Regions from separate parts of the Homo sapiens genome. Here all the other regions are linked to region 3. Evidence: chromatin contacts called from ENCODE Hi-C or POLR2A ChIA-PET data. All regions are on one chromosome and are shown on one strand. Each heading gives the region's core, a stretch centred on a gene start or an enhancer-like site at or near the end of the contact. The rest is flanking DNA. Distances are from core to core; before and after follow the strand shown.

Evidence for each region. Hi-C counts contacts between places; a loop is a spot of excess contacts on that map. ChIA-PET counts read pairs that join two places held with the same protein, here RNA polymerase II (POLR2A). Pooled maps may share reads with other maps.
Region 1: a map of naive thymus-derived CD4-positive, alpha-beta T cell shows a loop between it and region 3 (2.6-fold over the local background). The contact joins the promoter of ADO here to the enhancer-like site in region 3. A Hi-C loop is called at or near these places in 7 of 168 maps with a recorded cell type or tissue (B cell, CD4-positive, alpha-beta T cell, CD4-positive, alpha-beta memory T cell and 2 more), 20 of 37 single-sample maps with no recorded cell type and 14 of 50 pooled maps. POLR2A ChIA-PET finds 5 or more read pairs at or near these places in 7 of 52 experiments (B cell, OCI-LY7, Panc1 and 4 more).
Region 2: a loop to region 3 is called in a map of B cell, with 2.4 times the contacts of the local background. The contact joins two enhancer-like sites. A Hi-C loop is called at or near these places in 1 of 168 maps with a recorded cell type or tissue (B cell), 3 of 37 single-sample maps with no recorded cell type and 9 of 50 pooled maps. POLR2A ChIA-PET finds 5 or more read pairs at or near these places in 1 of 52 experiments (OCI-LY7).
Region 4: a pooled map shows a loop between it and region 3 (7-fold over the local background). The contact joins two enhancer-like sites. A Hi-C loop is called at or near these places in 1 of 168 maps with a recorded cell type or tissue (naive thymus-derived CD4-positive, alpha-beta T cell), 12 of 37 single-sample maps with no recorded cell type and 12 of 50 pooled maps. POLR2A ChIA-PET finds 5 or more read pairs at or near these places in 2 of 52 experiments (OCI-LY7 and activated CD4-positive, alpha-beta T cell).
Region 5: a loop to region 3 is called in a map of naive thymus-derived CD4-positive, alpha-beta T cell, with 13 times the contacts of the local background. The contact joins two enhancer-like sites. A Hi-C loop is called at or near these places in 3 of 168 maps with a recorded cell type or tissue (CD8-positive, alpha-beta T cell, naive thymus-derived CD4-positive, alpha-beta T cell and ovary) and 11 of 50 pooled maps. POLR2A ChIA-PET finds 5 or more read pairs at or near these places in 1 of 52 experiments (activated CD4-positive, alpha-beta memory T cell).

What each region holds. Positions count from the first base shown.
Region 1 is chr10:62,803,290-62,806,459 of GRCh38, reverse strand. ADO (2-aminoethanethiol dioxygenase) reads right to left here and starts at 1,740. Exons shown (of 1, transcript NM_032804.6): 1 at 1-1,740. The coding sequence starts at 1,400. The coding sequence ends at 588. RefSeq lists enhancers at 1,136-1,255, 1,726-1,985 and a silencer at 1,436-1,685.
Region 2 is chr10:62,241,720-62,244,846 of GRCh38, reverse strand. The region is part of intron 3 of RTKN2 (rhotekin 2); the gene reads left to right. Among named protein-coding and RNA genes, the nearest start is that of LINC02621, 16 kb to the left of the region's middle. Within about 2 kb of position 1,391, at least 12 of the 41 ENCODE cell types and tissues checked have a DNase peak (open chromatin) inside an H3K27ac peak, as active enhancers do; they include B cell and OCI-LY7, where a contact is called at or near this core.
Region 3 is chr10:62,525,900-62,529,521 of GRCh38, reverse strand. No RefSeq gene overlaps it. Among named protein-coding and RNA genes, the nearest start is that of ZNF365, 150 kb to the right of the region's middle. RefSeq lists an enhancer at 1,972-2,191. Within about 2 kb of position 2,066, at least 5 of the 41 ENCODE cell types and tissues checked have a DNase peak (open chromatin) inside an H3K27ac peak, as active enhancers do; they include B cell and OCI-LY7, where a contact is called at or near this core.
Region 4 is chr10:62,044,229-62,047,508 of GRCh38, reverse strand. The region is part of intron 4 of ARID5B (AT-rich interaction domain 5B); the gene reads right to left. Among named protein-coding and RNA genes, the nearest start is that of ARID5B, 140 kb to the right of the region's middle. RefSeq lists enhancers at 761-900, 1,031-1,080. Within about 2 kb of position 1,673, at least 10 of the 41 ENCODE cell types and tissues checked have a DNase peak (open chromatin) inside an H3K27ac peak, as active enhancers do; they include OCI-LY7, where a contact is called at or near this core.
Region 5 is chr10:62,182,144-62,185,613 of GRCh38, reverse strand. It overlaps a transcript of RTKN2 not described here. Among named protein-coding and RNA genes, the nearest start is that of LINC02621, 75 kb to the left of the region's middle. Within about 2 kb of position 2,078, at least 5 of the 41 ENCODE cell types and tissues checked have a DNase peak (open chromatin) inside an H3K27ac peak, as active enhancers do.

The sequences.
Region 1 (3,170 bases), core at 491-2,990, 280 kb before region 3:
TTGTGAGAATGATCCCCAAACTGAAAAAATCATTTAGTTTTCACAAGGAATTAATTAGGCAGGCCAGCTCACTTTAAACAGTAGCTCATCTCCTTAAACCTAGTTTTTACCAATGACTTGAACTAAAAACAATTCAAACCACTGGGTCATGCACAGTCAATAAGTTAAAAAACTATAAGAAAAAAAGGCATAAGGGCATGAGTGGAAAATAAACCCTATTTAACTAAGGGGTAGGGAGTGGGAGCAAGAAAACCACTTAGTATTTTGTATAGAATGGGGAAGAGAGGAAGATATTTTCATTATGGCTTTAGGATGGAAGCGCTTCAGATAGTCCCCTGCCCCATTCCTCCAAATCAAAGCCCCAGTGGCAGTGACAGTACCAGGAAACAATCTAGCCTCCCCGCCCACCCCGCCCCCATAACCGTGCCCGGCGGCTGCTGTCCAGTCGCCCGTGCTTCCCAAGGCTGCCGAGGAAGCGGCTGCTGCTCATTCCAGTAGATCCAACGCCCAGGCTAGGGGGTAGAGACACAGCCCTTGTGGTAGGGTAGGGCACGTCTTCGGCCCACCGCTCCTGGGCGCCAGTGGCTTCAAGGGAAGACCTTGGGACCTGGATAGGGTTCTCCCTCGCACCAGAAGTCATCGGCCTGTGGGGTCTCCAGGAGCCACACCTCTCGAGGCAGGTCACAGGCCGAGCTGGAGGCCTCCTTGGGCCTGACCGGCTCCAGCACCCGGTAATAGTGGCAGTCCCGGCCATCGTCCGGGTCGTAGGGCGGGGCCAGGATGTCCAGGAAGGCGGCAGGCCCTTCCACGGCGTCGATCTGGTGCAGGTTGTCCCGGTGCGGTGTGAGGATGCAGGGGCCGCTGGCCTCGGTGTACTCGGCCCGCGAACGCAGCACGCCCGGCCGCACGGCTTCTCGCTCCCGGGGCTGCAGCGGCGGCTCGAACTGCTGCTCGGGCGGCAAGGCCCGCGGCCGTTGCCCGCCGCCCGCGTCTAGCTTGTCCATGCAGCTGATGCGCACGGTGCCGTACAGCACCTTGAGCATGCCGTGCATGCCCGGGTGGTCGTGCAGCGGGATGGACGTGCCGCTCTTGAGCAGGAACACGCCCAGGCTGAAGCCGTCCGTCTCGTAGATGTGCATGTAGGTGACTGGCGGCAGGTTGGGCGGCAGCGGCTGCAGTGTGGCCTTGCGCGGGGCGATGTTCAAGTCCTCGGCGCGGAGCTGGGTCAGGAGGCTCTTCAGCTTGCTCAGGTTCTCGGGGAAGCCCGGCTGCATCGGCGCCTCCGGGCCAGAAGCCGCGTCGCGATCGGAAGCGCCGCGGCCGCCCCCGCTGCCCCGGAAGGTGAGGCAAGCCTGGCGGGCGATCCGTTGGATCAAGGAGGCCATGTTGTCTCGGGGCATGGTCGGCTGCTCCTCTGCGTGCCGGGACCGGCCCCCTCCTTTCCTCCGCCCCTTGCGGTCCCCGGCGGCCGCCACGGCTGCCCCCAGCCCGGGTCGAGGCGGGAGGCCCCGCAACCACCGGCCCGTCGGGCGCGCGGCACCGCCGCCAACCTCAGCAGCCACGCGCCCGCAACTGCCCGGCGCGCTCGCCTTGAGCCCCCTCTGAGCGCGCACGCGCACGCCCCACACCCCGCACTCACGCTCCGGGAGCAGATAGCGGCCGCGCAGACGGTGCCAGGCTTTGCCTTACGCCCGGCGCTCCATTCATGCGGCCCGCACCTACGACGGTGGCCGGGCGCCCGGGGACCCTGCGGAGCATGCCGGGACTTGTAGTCCGGCCTTCCGCTTGAGCTCTGAGATAGTTCAGTTTGTTGATTGGAAAATAGAGGAACTATTACACATGTTGGGCATAAAGCGATCTTTTTCAGGATGCAGAGGTGTTTTTCTTGTTTTAGAAAAGATGAATCGGGGTGGAAGATTAGTAGCCACTTGACTACAACTCCCGGCACTCCCCGCAGGGTGGAGTGACGCACTTCCGTCAGCTGGCCCCCGGAGTAGTGGAGGCTCTTGGCCTTCATAAGGAAAGGGGCAGGGAGGGTCGTTAACCTTCTGGCGCCGCGCTGGGGCCTGGTTAGCCATGCAGGGTCGCCTTCCTTTGGCCTTGCCCCTGGGAAGGAGGCTGTTGAGTCAGCCTTAGCTCCTCGTAGCGGCCTAGGCAGCACTGTCTCCCACGGGAATTGCAGGAGGGCGCTTTTATAATTTTGTGTTTCCTAGGAGGGGAGGGGGTCCAGGCCGTCCTCTGTGATCATCAAGGTTACTCGGCCCAGCTGGGCCCAGCTGGGCCCAGCTGTTGTTTGCATCAGGACCTGATGACGCTGCTCTTCTGGTTACAGAGCAGTATAGCTTTTTGCTGGAGAGACTTGAGAGGCCATTTACAGTGGTCGTGGATTCTGAACATACTAGTGGTTATCAAATCTTGGTTTGCCTGAGAAGGGGGAGCGGGCTTTTATAAATGCAGATTCCCTGTCGTCACCCAGAGATGGAGTTACTAGATGGTTCTGAGGCATCCTAGGAGAAATAGTGGTGTGCAACAGTCAGTTCAGTCAGTAATTGTGAAATTGTTTCACTACACAGAGGCATCCTTCTCCTTGGCGTGAACTAACTTTTGGCATAAGTAAATGACTAGAAAAGCAAGACATTAGATACTATGACTTTAAACTTAACCCTGAGTTTAAAGTCTTTTTGGATTCCAAAGCTGAACATGGGTTTCTTGTACATTTTGTAATTGGAGTGGTTCAGTGAATCCTCTCCAGTTAAAATAGGCATACTTTTTAAAGTGGATTACATAACCTGGCTAATGAGTACTCACAATATGCCAGGCACTGTGTTAAGTGCATTATATAATGAATGTTATACTATTTAATCCTTGCAGCAACTCTTAAGAGGCAGGCACTATTATTATTCCCAGATTGCAGATGAGGGAATAAGTTGTAGGATAGTGAATACTAAGTACCCAGCAAAGCATGAGCAGCAGAGCAGAAATAAGTACAGTCTTACCAAAAACAGCAGCTTGAATTGGTGTAAAAGCACCAAACGAGAGTCAGGATATTGTTGTTCCAGCCTACTGTGTGTACTTACAAGCTGTGTGTCGTTAGGCAAATCCTACCCTTTTAGGGCCTCAATTTATTCATTTGTAGAATGCCGGTGTTAAGGGAACAAAAGTTCTGAACC
Region 2 (3,127 bases), core at 142-2,641, 280 kb after region 3:
TCTGAAGAATTGCATTCAGCTAAGCAAAATATTCTTCAGAAAATAACTGGAATATGTAAAAATTTGTTGCTTGTTTTATAGTTATTTATATTTGTTTTTATCTTTATAATACAAAACAAAACATGTTTTATCCTTGTATTCTTTTGCTATCAAACATGTATTTTTATGTGGTATTGTTCATTATGTGCAATAAATTTTTTGTGAATAAATTACTATAGATCTTTGAGATTTTATAAAAACTAAACATATCCTTCATTTCTTGCTTCTAATATAGTGTCACTCAGTATATAAATGACATATGTTAAGTTGCTGTTAAACACTCAAATGCCATGATAGTCAACATCTATTGTCATTTCATAACAGTTTATTGATTGTAGCAATTCATAATATTAGAAATAACTGTACATTTAGAAGGAGGCTCAAGTAAAAGTATTTAAAATAAAATAAAAAACTATTTCCTGCCCACAATTACTCAAGTGTAAAAATTGAACTTATTTCTGCATGTGTTTCTTCTTTCCAAAAGATAATTTTAAATTAAGGAACGGAAACTCTGAGAAAATCGGATACTTACGTAATGTCTTTTCATCTTTGCCTAGACTTAATTATATCTTGTATGTGTTTGTAAAAACAAAATAAAAAATGAATTCACCTTTATAAATCCATTTTTTCTTGATATTGGGATGAAAATGTGACCTTTGTTTTGGTAAAGATGAATATTTGCAACAAAGTGTCATAATGTTTTGAGATTACATTGATAGCCAGAAAATACCTGGGTTTTCTGTTTCCAGCTACATCACTCCCTGGCCAGGTCTTTATGAAACTAAATCACAAATTTATTATTTCTGCTGAACATCAAATATTTACCATATGTAAATGTAGTATTTACCGTAATTATATTGTGGTAATTAGCTTAGTCACCGACTACTAATTTAATGAATAAACCAAATCAGTTCACCAAGTACCTTAGTTTTCACTTTTGAAAATGATAGACAGACTTCTGGGACTTGATAGCATCAAGTCAGCTGTCTTATTATGACTCTCCCAGTTTACCATTAAAATGGCAATGAAGACATAAAACAAGACAAAAGTTAGAGTACTGTAAACTGAAACTGAGCCATTTGCAAGAATCTGGAAGGAAGTTCTATCATTGGAAGCTGAATTCAGAAATAGAGTTGATGGGTTACAAATCCATTGCTATCTGAAGAGCACAAGACTACCTGGAAAATCGGTATCCAGCTTCTCCTCTTGTGGAGCTGATATCTACCCTCCTCTCTTCGGCATGGGATAGAAGAAGGCTGACCCACAGGTTGTGGGTGTACAGCAAAGGAAGTCAGGATCCATGTCCCTCCCATGATAGTGTAAATAGTTAATGCTCTGTTAATCCTAACAGAGCAAGAACAGCTGTGAATAAGTACAGTTGTGAAATGAAATGAGTCAGCAGCTGTGGTCAAGCAAGAAGAAGTGGACTTTTTGGCAGGATATCAGCCAAGTCATAATTACAAAACAATAAAGCATTCTCATAAAAATCAAAAACAAAATTACAATGTCTGTTATGCCAATATAATTTAACAATTTTAGAAGTTCTAGCTAAAATAATAAGAATAAAAGATGAAACTATTGAAAATAAATTCATAGGTGGGAATTGAGCAATGAGAACACATGGACACAGGAAGGGGAACATCACACACTGGGGACTGTTGTGGGGTGGGGGGAGGGGGGAGGGATAGCATTAGGAGATATATCTAATGCTAAATGATGAGTTAATGGGTGCAGCATACCAGCATGGCACATGTATACATATGTAACAAACCTGCACGTCGTGCACATGTACCCTAAAACTTAAAGTATAATAATAATAAAATTTAAAAAGTAAATAAATAGATAAATTGAATACTGTTTGAAGATAATAGATTGTAGGCCCAGCACAGTGGCTCATGCCTGTAATCCCAGCACACTGAGAGGCCAAAGCAGGCAGATCACTTGAGGTCAGGAGTTCGAGACCAACCTGGCCTACATGGTGAACCCCTTGTCTCTACTGAAAATCAAAAAATTAGCCGGGTGTGGTGGTGCATGCCCGTAAACCCAGCTACTCCAGAGGCTGAGGCAGGAGAATCACTTGAACCCCGGGGGCAGGGGTGGTAGGGGAGGATGGAGGTTGCAGTGAGATCGCACGATTGCACTCCAGCCTGGGTGGTAGAGCAAGACGCTGTCTCAAAAAAAAAAAGGTAATAGATTGTAGACTTACAAAACTTAAGAGAATTTACTGCAACACTATTTGAATGAATAAAGAATTCAGTAAAAGTGGCTGGATTCAAGATAAATATACAAAAAGTGGTAGTTTATCTTAAAATCAACAATAACTAATTAGAAAATATAATAGCAAAAAGATACCCTTTACAAGAAAACCTCCAAAAAACAAAAATATTAATTATTCAAGAATAACCTTAATAAAAATGTAAAGACAAATTATTATGCTATTCTGTGTAAAGATAGAATATTATAAAGTTATCAGTTCCCAAATTAATTTGGATAATGGAATACTAATAAAACACTTGGGAAAGGGAAATTTTGACAAAATTTGTTCTAAAATTTATATAAAGAAATTAGCAAGTAAGAGTAAGGTGTTTTCAAAAAAGAAATATATCTAACAAATTAGTAAGTATATTATAAAGGTACAATAGTTAACAGTAGTATAGTGTTGCCAGGCATGGTGGCTCATGCCTGTAATCCCAGCACTTGGGGAGGCCAAGGAGGGCAGATTGCTTGAGCCCAGAAGTTGAAGAACAGCCTAGCAAACATAGTGAACTCTGTCTCTACAAAAAAAAAAAAAAAAGTATAATAATTAGGCAGCCAGGCACAGTGGCTCACGCCTGTAATCCCAGCACTTTGGGAGGCCTAGGCAGGCGGATCACGAGGTCAGGAGATCAAGACCATCCTGGCTAACACGGTAAAACCCCATCTCTCCTAAAAATAGAAAAAAATTAGCCAGGCGTGGTGGCACATGCCTGTAGTCCCAGCTACTCGGGAGGCTGAGGCTGGAGAATCACTTAAACCCAGGAGGCGGAGGTTGCAGTGAGCTGAGATTGTGCCACTGCACTCCAGCCTGGGCAACAGATGGCACACACCT
Region 3 (3,622 bases), core at 817-3,316:
GGGATGTCAGGCTCTTTTAAACCACCAGCTCTCCTGAAAATTATTAGACTGAGAAGTCACTCACCCGTCTACACAGGGAAGACATTAATCTATTCATGAGGGATCTGCCCCCATGACTCAAATGCCTCCTATCAGGCCCTACTTCCAACACTGGAAATCAAATTTCAACATAAGGTTTGGAGGGGTCAAATATCCAAACCATAGCAGGCTGCCTTCATGTCTAGGCTAGGTAATACTGGAGGGAAAACACGGTAAATTCACAAATGATTTGACCAGACTTTGAATTCAAGTCTTATTCCTCAACCTGGATGCTACCATTTATTTTTCAGAGACTTCACATAGTAGCTGGTCCTTGCATTCAGTCCAGAATTTATAACTGCCTTCAGTAGGAGAGATGGGGTGGAGTGTGCTTACTCCATCTTCCTTGGAACCAGAACTCTTAAGTATGCTTTTAAAATTATTTTCAAAAGTGCCACTATTTTCATCTCATCTAGATTAAATTCAAGACCCAAGTGATAATTTCATTGGCCATCATTAGTTCTGTTACAGGCTATAGATGAAAACAGTCTTGGAGTCAATTCTTTTACATGTGACATTATCTTGAGTAAATTACCTATTGAGACTCTGTGTGTCAGTACTCTTACCTTCACGATAGGGACACAGGTCAGAGATAGCAATTAGTAATTAGTTAGAAATACATTGCAGTAGTCTAGGAAAGAAGTAATAGTGGCTCAGATCAGAGTAGTCATCATAGTAACACAGAGAGCCTCTTTGGCTTTTTTCATCTCACATTCATAGTCTATCCACCTTGATTTTCAAGATAAACAAGAGGATGTGGTCAAACAAAAAAGAGTCACTGTTTCAGTTCTTTTTTTTTTTTTTTCTGCCTCAAACAGAACCTTGATCTTTGTTAAAGTTCAGTATGAGGAACTGGTTTTGAATATTCGAGAGAAGAGAAAGTTTAGGAGTGAGGCTAGAGTAGGGCTGGAAACAGCATAGTTGTCTTCAAATAGCTAAAGGACTGTTTAATAGAAGAAACACTAAATGTATTATAAGCAAGCAGACACAAATAGAACTAAAGGAAAGACATTACAAGGAATCAGTTTAGCTTAATGGCAGGAAGAACTTGGTAATGGTTAAAGCTGTCTGTCTTAGTCTGTTTTCTGTTGCTTATAACAAAATACCTGAAACCGGGTAATTTATAAAGAAAAGGCATTTATTTGAACAGCAGGAAAATGGTGGATAGAAGGCAGGACTAACTTCCAGCTCCCACTCAGATGGACAGAGCAGCTTGTGGAGATGCACATTGTAAACTTTTACTCCAAGAACTACTGCAGGAACATACCCGGAAAGCCTAGAGAATCCACAGACCCTTTGAAGGAAGCAGATTGCTCCTGCAGGCCCCAGAAGATGGTTGAAAAAATGTGAGTGCCCAAAGTGTGAAAGGGGGATTGTCTGCCCTTGAACACACACCTTCACGGGGGAAACTGAAGGTCCAGATAATGGGAGAAGGATTTGATCTTACCTAGAGTTGAGACAAATTTAGAGAGCTAAGCAAAATACAAGGGTAGAAGTAGTGGGAAGAGCCCTGTGGGCTCTCTCGGTCCCCAGGGAAGCCATTTCTGACTTAGTCTCACAGAGATCCTTGGGAAGGGCTGCCAGAGGAACTGGGAAAAGACCACAGGGAGAAAGAAACTTCCAGCTGAACTTTGTAACAATTTCAACTGAACACAAATTTCCTCGATAGAAACTGGGGGAGGAGGTGAATCGGGAGTGGATACACAGCACAGAAGCCGCAGCAGGCAGGGAGGCACAAGACCTGAAAGCCCTGCTTGCTTTCTCAGCTAAAAGGCTAGTAGCCTGTGGCAAGTTCTCAGCCCTGCTCACTGGCTGCCTGGAAATAAACTCAGTGCTGTTGGTGGGGGCATGGTGGGAGTGAGACCAGCCTCTTGGGCTGCATGGGAGCTAGGTGAAGCCTGTAACTGCCAGCTTTCCCCGACTTCCCTGGTGACCTGCATGACACATCAGAGGCAGCTACAATCCCCCTGGGAACATAACTTCACTGGCCTGAGAACCACATCCCCATACCCCACAGCAGCTGCAGCAAGCCCCACCCAAGGAGAGCCTGAGCTCAGACAGGCCTAACCCTGCCCCGACCTGATGGTCTTTCTCTACCCACCCTTGTAGCCAAAGACAAAGGACATAATCTCTTCGGAGCTCTAGGGCTCCACCCACTGCCTTGATCCTCCCTATACTATGGCAACTGATGCTCCCCTGAAAGTGCCACCTCCTGGCTGGAGGCCAACAAATACAAAACTAGTGCAATAGACAAAACTACAACTAAGGACCCTCACAGAATCCATTTCACTCCCCTGCCAACTCCACCAAAACAGGTGCTGGTATCCAAGACTGAGACACCTGAAGATGGTAGACATGAAAATGGTTCACATCACAGGACTTTGGTCAGACACTCCCCAGTACCAGCCCAGAACCCAGTAGCTCCACTGAGTGGCTACATCCAGAAGAGAAATAACTGCAGTTTGGCTCTCAGGAAGCCACATCCTTAGGGGAAGGGGAGAGCACTACATCAAGGGAGCACCCCTTGGGACAAAGAATCTGAACAGCAGCTCTTGAGTCCCAGATCTTCCCTCTGACATAGTCTGTCCAAATGAGAAGGAATCAGAAAAACAGTTTTGGTAAAATGACAAAACATGTTTCTTTAACACCTCCAAAAGATCACACTAGCTCACCAGCAATGGATCCAAACCAAGAAGAAGTCTCTGAATTGCCAGAAAAAAAATTCAGAAGGTCGATTATTAAGCAAATTAAGGAGACACCAGAGAAAGATGAAGTCCAACTTAATGAAACCAAAACAATGATACAGGAAATGAAGGTGATATGGTTTGGCTGTGTCCCCACCCAAATCTCATCTTGAATTGTAGCTCCCATAATCCCTATGTGTCATGGGAGGGACACAGTGGGAGGTAATTGAATCATGGGAGCAGAGTTTTTCCCATGCTGTTCTCATGATAGTGAATAAGTCTCATGAGATCTGATGGTCTTATTAAGGGCAATTCCCCTGCACATGCTTTCTTGCAGCCATGTAAGATGTGCCTTTGCTCTTCCTTTGCCTTCTGCCATGATTGTGAGGCCTCCCCAGCCATGTGGAACTGTGAGTCCATAAAACCTCTTTTTCTTTATAAATTACCAAGTCTTGGGTATTTCTTCGTAGCAGTATGAAAATGGACTAATACAGAAGGGAAAAATCTTCGGTGAAATAGCATAAATAGAAAACAATCACAATTTTTGGAAATGAAGGACATACTTAGAGAAATGCAAAATACACTGGGAAGTCTCAGCAACAGAATCGAACAAGCAGAAGAAAGAACTTCAGAGCTCAAAAACAGGTTTTCAAATTAACCCAATCCAACAAAGACAAAGAAAATAGAATTTTTTAAAAAATGAACAAAGCCTCCAAGAAGTTTGGGACTATGTAACTAAACCTAAAAATAATTTGTGTTCCTTAGAAAGAAGAAATCTAACAAGTTTGGAAAACATATTTGAGGGAAAAATCAAGGCAAACTTTCCTAGCCTTGCCAGAGACCTAGACATCCAAATACAA
Region 4 (3,280 bases), core at 424-2,923, 480 kb after region 3:
TAGGGAGAGAGCAGTACCCTTACTGATAGCATATCTGGCTTCAGTCAGTTTTATTAGAAAAAAAACAGTGCAAAGCAATAGACGTACTGTTACTTTTACGTGTGTATATGATTCACTGGCCTGGCTTATCACAGAGTTCAGTAAATGCTCTTTGCATGAATGTTTTCAGTATTATACATGAATAATAAGAGTAGCTAAGTGAATAATAATAGTAGCTAACCATTTCTGAGCACTTTCTCTGTACAAGTCACTCTTCTGAGTGCTTTGCATACAATAATTCCACTAAAACTCACAGCAAGCCAAAGAGGAAGGCATGATCCTTATCCCCATCTTACAGACCAGGAAACTGAGACAGAGATGAAATTACTTGTCTCAGACCATACAAATGGTTACTGGCAGCAGAAGGATTTCAACACAGGCAACTGGACTTTATCCAGAGCCCCTGCTTTAAGCAACTTATCTCTAACAGACACACACACAGACACACACACACACACACACACACAGACACACACACATTGCCTCAAAATGAAGTATTCATACTAACTTGGGCTGGCAGTCACCAGGGAGCTCTCCGCAAATGAAAACACTCAAGTACTACATAGCACGAGGGTGCTGCAGCCCACCCCAGACAGGAAACACTGTCCGACAGAATTGACAGCGAGTGGGGTCCCCTTTAGTCTTGACCCAGCAGTAGGTGGCAAGACTCCCACTAAGGCCAATAAAACTTAGTCAGAGAGCCCTACATATTACCCTCCTTAACCAGTGGGCCACTGACTCTTCTGCCTAATCAGTGAAAGATCTCTGTGGTTTAAAAAAAAAATCTTTCCCCTCTGACTGCCCATCTGTTCCTCTTACTCAGTGCCAAGAAATTAACAACTATTCACCTTTGTGAAGTCACTGCTATTTCTATAGGTGTTAATCCTCAGAGAATCAAGCTACCTCCAGAGCTCCAGGCTACTCTGACAGCTAACCCATGTTTGTTTTTTCTTTTTAAACTCCTTCAAATATTAATGAATTATAGTCTATTTTCTCAACAATATAGCAAAACAAGTTTGTTTTTCTTAAAGGGTCTAGAAGCTGAGTTGCAGACAATTTGTTTATATATTTATTTCACTACGGGTTCACACAAGTTACATGGCAGGGCAGTGCAGGTGTGGGAAACTTTTATGTCAACCCCAACTCTTGCAATAATAATAATAAAACAAAGGGAAATGTAACCAGTTACTGGCAAAGTAAATTGCTTTTGGCTTAAATGTTCCTGTTTTTTTCTACTGTGTTCTTCCTGTCATGACCGTCTCTTTTTTTTAATAGCATTTATGCTCTTGGAAATACCACGAAGATAGATAAACTGCTATAAAAGCTGGATTGACTCATCAGTTAACAACTCTTCCTTCCCATTTTGCAGAGAGACTTGTTGCCAACACAGCTACATATTCTCTCGAGAAATTCTTTGTGAGCTTCCACTCAGAGATAGGATTTACTTGTTGGTAGGGACTGGAATCAGGGGAATGGAAAACCAGCACAATTTTCCTAAGAGTTTGACCCCCGAGGTCAATGTCTAGAGAAGTCGGCGGAGCGTTAACTCATTCGATTTGCAAGTTGCGTGTGTCTTTTAAACACGAGCCAGAAAACAAAACTCCACTGATCACAGTATTAGGGAAGACAAACATTGTTCTATGTATAGTATGCGTTACTGATAATACCCTGCATTTCTGTAATGCTTTTCCTCTGAGGATATCAATTCTCTGGCACATTTTCTTTTCAGACAATAATCTTAAAATACTGGCTGGGCACTTTGGGAGGCTGAGGCGGGTGGATCACGTGGTCAGGAGTTCGAGACCAGCCTGGTTAACATAGTGAAACCCTGTCTCTACCAAAAATACAAAAATTAGCCAGGCATGGTGGTGTGCACCTGTAGTCCCAGCTACTCGGGAGGCTGAGGCAGGAGAATCTCTTGAACCCGGGAGGCGGTGGTTGTGGTGAGCCAAGATCGCACCACTGCACTCCAGCCTGGGCAGGCAACAGAGCAAGACTTCGTCTAAAAAAAAAAAAAAAAAATACCCTGGCAAGTTTCAGCATGGAGCATTGCTCTTTCGGGGGGGAGGAGTAACCTACCCTAATTTAGTTATCATTTACTGTGTTCTATTTTCAATGTTTCCCTTTTAACTATTTGGAAACTTCCTCTTTCATTACAACAAAAATAGAACGAATGTTTTTAAAGTTATTAACGTATGAGTAAAAGACTTAGAAACCAAGAATGGCAGAAGGCTTGATCAAAGCCACTCCTAAAATTTATGGGTGTAATGAAAGAAAGGCATTTCACAGATAATCTCTTACAGAATTTCAGTTTTCAAATATGTGGGGGAACAAAAGAAAACTAGAAGCTCTCAGACCTCATTTTGGCTTTAACTTAAAGCCAATATTTAAAAATTCATAAATAAGTCCCTGAAATTTTTATTTCAAATCCACAGTTATATTTCATATAGTGACCATTGGTATTAAATTTCTATTCAATTGTTTGAATCTTTCTACAAATTCACAAAACACTGATCACATACGAATTTAGGAAATATTCAAGTTTATTTTCATTCTGTTTTCCCAAAATCAGTCTTCCACACCCAACAGAAATGCCTGAGAAGCAATTGCATTGTATGAGATATAAACACACTGGGCCATTGACAAGCACAACTTGATCCTGCGCGACGTTCTAACTCTGATGATGAATTTTGAACAATAGATATGGAAACACAATACTGCAAAAGTTTCATTATTTGGCAATTGTTCTGACAGTTTCCTCTTCAGAGTAATTATTTTTTCTCAGATAAAGGCATTAAAAAGATGAAGCCCTGGTGGTGGCTCATGACTGTAATCCCAGCACTTTGGGAGGTGGGAATATTGCTTGACCGGGAACTTGAGACCAGCTTGGGCAATGTAATGAGACCCCTGTTTCTACGAAAATTAGTTGGGTGTGGTGGCATGTGCCTGTAGTCCTAGCTAGTTGGGAGGCTGAGGTGAGATGATTATTTGAGTTCAGCAGTTTGAGGCTGCAGTGAGCCTAGACTGTGCCACTGCTCTCCAGCCTGGGTGACAGAGTGAGACCTTGTCTCTTAAAAAAAAAAAAAAAAAAAAAGAGCAAATGAACCCAGAGTCTGGAACCCAAATTCTAGAGCCAGATTTAAACACTTTTCATGTTCAAATGTCATCAAGAGCAGACAACCCCAATCACTAATGGATGGATGTGCCCTAGAGAAATTTTACACTCATCACACTGGATATC
Region 5 (3,470 bases), core at 829-3,328, 340 kb after region 3:
CGGAGTCTTGCTCTGTTGCCAGGCTGGAGTGCAGTGGCACGATCTCCATTCACTACTGCAACCTCCACCTCCCGGGTTCAAGCGGTTCTCCTGCCTCAGCCTCCTGAGTAGCTGGGATTACAGGTGCCCGCCACCACACCCAGCTAATTTTTGTATTTTTAGTAGAGACGGGGTTTCACCAACTTGGCCAGGCTGGTCTCGAACTCCTGACCTCATGATCTGCCCACTTCGGCCACCCAAAGCACTGGGATTACAGGCCTGAGCCACCGTGCCCAGCCTGCCAAAAGCAATCTTTGAATCAAAGCTGGAAGAACTGATGCAATCAATATTCCTTAGTTTGGGACTGACTTGGTGCCTGAGTACCAGTCAACTTGGAGGATCTGCCATACAAATTATGAGGGTTTTTTTTTTTTTAACTGTGGAGGTCCTATTTTTGATAGATTATAGAAATAAGGAGTGACAAGTCAAGCTGTCATGAGAGGAGAGTCATCTAAAGTTAGTACTGAAAACAGAAATTTGGCTGGCAAATTAGTTAGAAAAGGGAGGCAGAACAATGGGAAAATTTTTTGCAAGATTTCCTGGGAGTTGGGGATGGTGATGATGGCAGGGGCCCTGGAGTGACCGCTTACCAATTAGTGGTTTACCTGTTAACTTTGGCAGATGTTTTACCAGTGAATGGTAAGATTTCTAATTGAGCTTCAGGCAAGACTGTCTAGTGAAAACTATACTTCTATTTACTCTTCAGTAACTAACAAGGCCTGTTTTTTTCTTTACTTAGTTCTTATTTGAGATCTTGGTTAAGAAATTATAAAATATAAATAGAATATTAGCGACTTGGGTTATTTGGTTGTTGAGAAAGGGTTCTCTAGAGAAAATATAATTTCATAACTGCAGTACTTATTCAATTAGACTAGGAAGGCTCCTCAGAGGTAATCTACTTCAACCTCTTTCTGTAGGCGGAAGCCATGCTCCCAACCAATCATATTCATGAATATCCAGCCTCTGTTTGACATTATTCTTTAAGGTTGTTTGCTTTTAGAATTTTCAGCCCATTTCTTGTAAGTTCCAGTTCTAAGAAAGGCTTTTTTACATATTAAGACAACTCATTTTTCCTGAAACTTGCAATCTTTTCCACTGACTGCCTTTTGTGATTCTGATTGGTGGTGACTTTCTGGTTTTCTCTTTACCTCTGTGGGTGACTAAAGGTGATTTTTTTTGTTTTTCAGAATAATAGTAATCAACTACATAATCTCCAGAAACTGCCAGCAACTTCCAAATTCCTCTTCACATAGCTTCTCAAATACTTCATTAGAACCAGTGTGAAAAATTTAAAATACAATGTGACATTTCTCTAGTAGAATGTAAGCTTCATGAGGGAAAAGACAACGCGTCTCCTTCCTGTATTCCTAGCACCCAGTACGGCACCTGACACATAATAGTGACCTTAGAAGAATATTTAAGAGTCATTGAGTAAACATTTTGTAGAGCTGTCCATGTTTATTTTCCATTCAGTGTTTACCAGGTGTCTGCTATTTGGACAGTCACTTCATTGTTCATTAGTACATGACTTTGGTAAATATATCTCCTGTGAAGAGAAATATTATAACTACTATGGCATTCAACACTGGTATTTCAGTTACTCAACTAATCCACCCACTGATGGAGTGAACCTTGAATTAAATGCTTTGAAGAATAAAGTGAATCTTGATAAAAATCAAAGGCTGAAGAAATCTTGTTTGACAGAAGGCATGAACAAAAATGCTAAAATTAATACTGTTTGTGGAGAAACACTCATTCCACCGCAGACTAAATGGAGTTCATGAGTATCAAAATGCCTATGTGATCAAAAGGCAGAAACAGCTTCTTTTTACTAGGTCTGTTAATATTCCAGGACTCATAATATTGTGCCTACATGAGCACCTGTGTTTGTGGTAACTCAAAGTATTTGAACACCTTATCTCATCCAACCTCAAATTTCCTGTGAGGTATTTAAGCACCGAGAGCTCTTGGTACTGTTTTCAAGATGAAGCAGATGAATTAGAGAGGCTGTTCACACACCAAATTTCACAGAAGCCTATGGAGGAAATGACGGGGAGACTTACCAGTTAACACCCAGTTGCAGAAATCAATGTCAGAGCTTGAAAGGACCTTATAAACCCCTGATCCAATGTGGACTTTCCTAGTAAGACTTCTGTTTGCAGTGACTTGGTTCATTTCACCAACCACAAGAATTTTAAGTAATTTTTAATCATAAAAGTAACATAGAACATAGTAATACATATATACGTACATACATGATACAGAAAGGTATCAAAAAACAAAAACATATATTACTTCCTCCTCTAACATTCCAGTGCCAGTTTCCAAAGATTCCTATTACCCAGAGGTAACCACTGTTAATAATTTTTAATGTATATTTCCAAAAATTTTTTATGCATTTAGAAATGTGTGCATGTGGGTGATGGGTGCACCAAAATCTCAGAAATCACCACTAAAGAACTTACTCATGTAACCAAACACCATGTGGTCCCCCAAAAACCTATTGAAATAAATAAATAATAACATAATAAAGACTTAATAAAAAGTAAAATAAAAATGTGTACATGTATACATACACGCAATGACAGTTGGTCCTCAAATAACATCATTCCATTCAGTGTCATTTCATTATACTGTTGATTGGAAAAAAATTGATTTCTGCCCGGGGCCCCTGTCTGTGTGGAGTTCCCATGTTCTCCCCATGTCTGTGTGGGTTTTCTCTGGGTATTCTGGTTTCCTCCCACATCCCAAAGATGTGCATGTCAGGTGAATTGGTGTGTCTACATTGTCCCAGCCTGTGTGGGTGTGTGTGTGAGGTGCCCCCTGCTAGGGTATGGCGTCCTGGCCAGGGTGGCTTCCGCTTTGCACCCTGAGCTGCTGGGGTGGACTCTGGCCACCCTCAACCCTCATCTGGAATAATTGGGTAATAATTATCTTGTTTTTATTAATCTTTCTTAAAAGTATATATAGTTCGCATTTATTTCAGTGTTTAATATTAGAAGTGTTTTACTCTTTAGAAGTTTGGTGATGTTTTTGTGACCAGAAATATGCCATAGGAACTTAGCTCTTGTTTATATCAATTAGCCTGCAGTAATTTGGTTCCATTGTGTGTTTCCTTAAAGCTGAAGTTTCCAAGTACCTACTGATGACGTTAAGTGAGGACTTAACTTGTGTGTTGCAGCTCCTATTAAATTGCTGCACTTGGAAGCATAGTAGTCATTTCAAACTTTAAAAAGATCTTCTGCTATTCTGTTCCAATTCTGACCTTCTCACAGTTTTATTCATCTAGTAAACACCAACTCGATCCTTCCAGTTGCTCAGGTCAAAACCTTTAAGTCATCTTTGGTTCCTCTCTATCCAAAACACCATCTATCTAATTCACCAGCAAATCTTATTGAGTATATGTTAAAAATATCTCCAGAATCCAACCA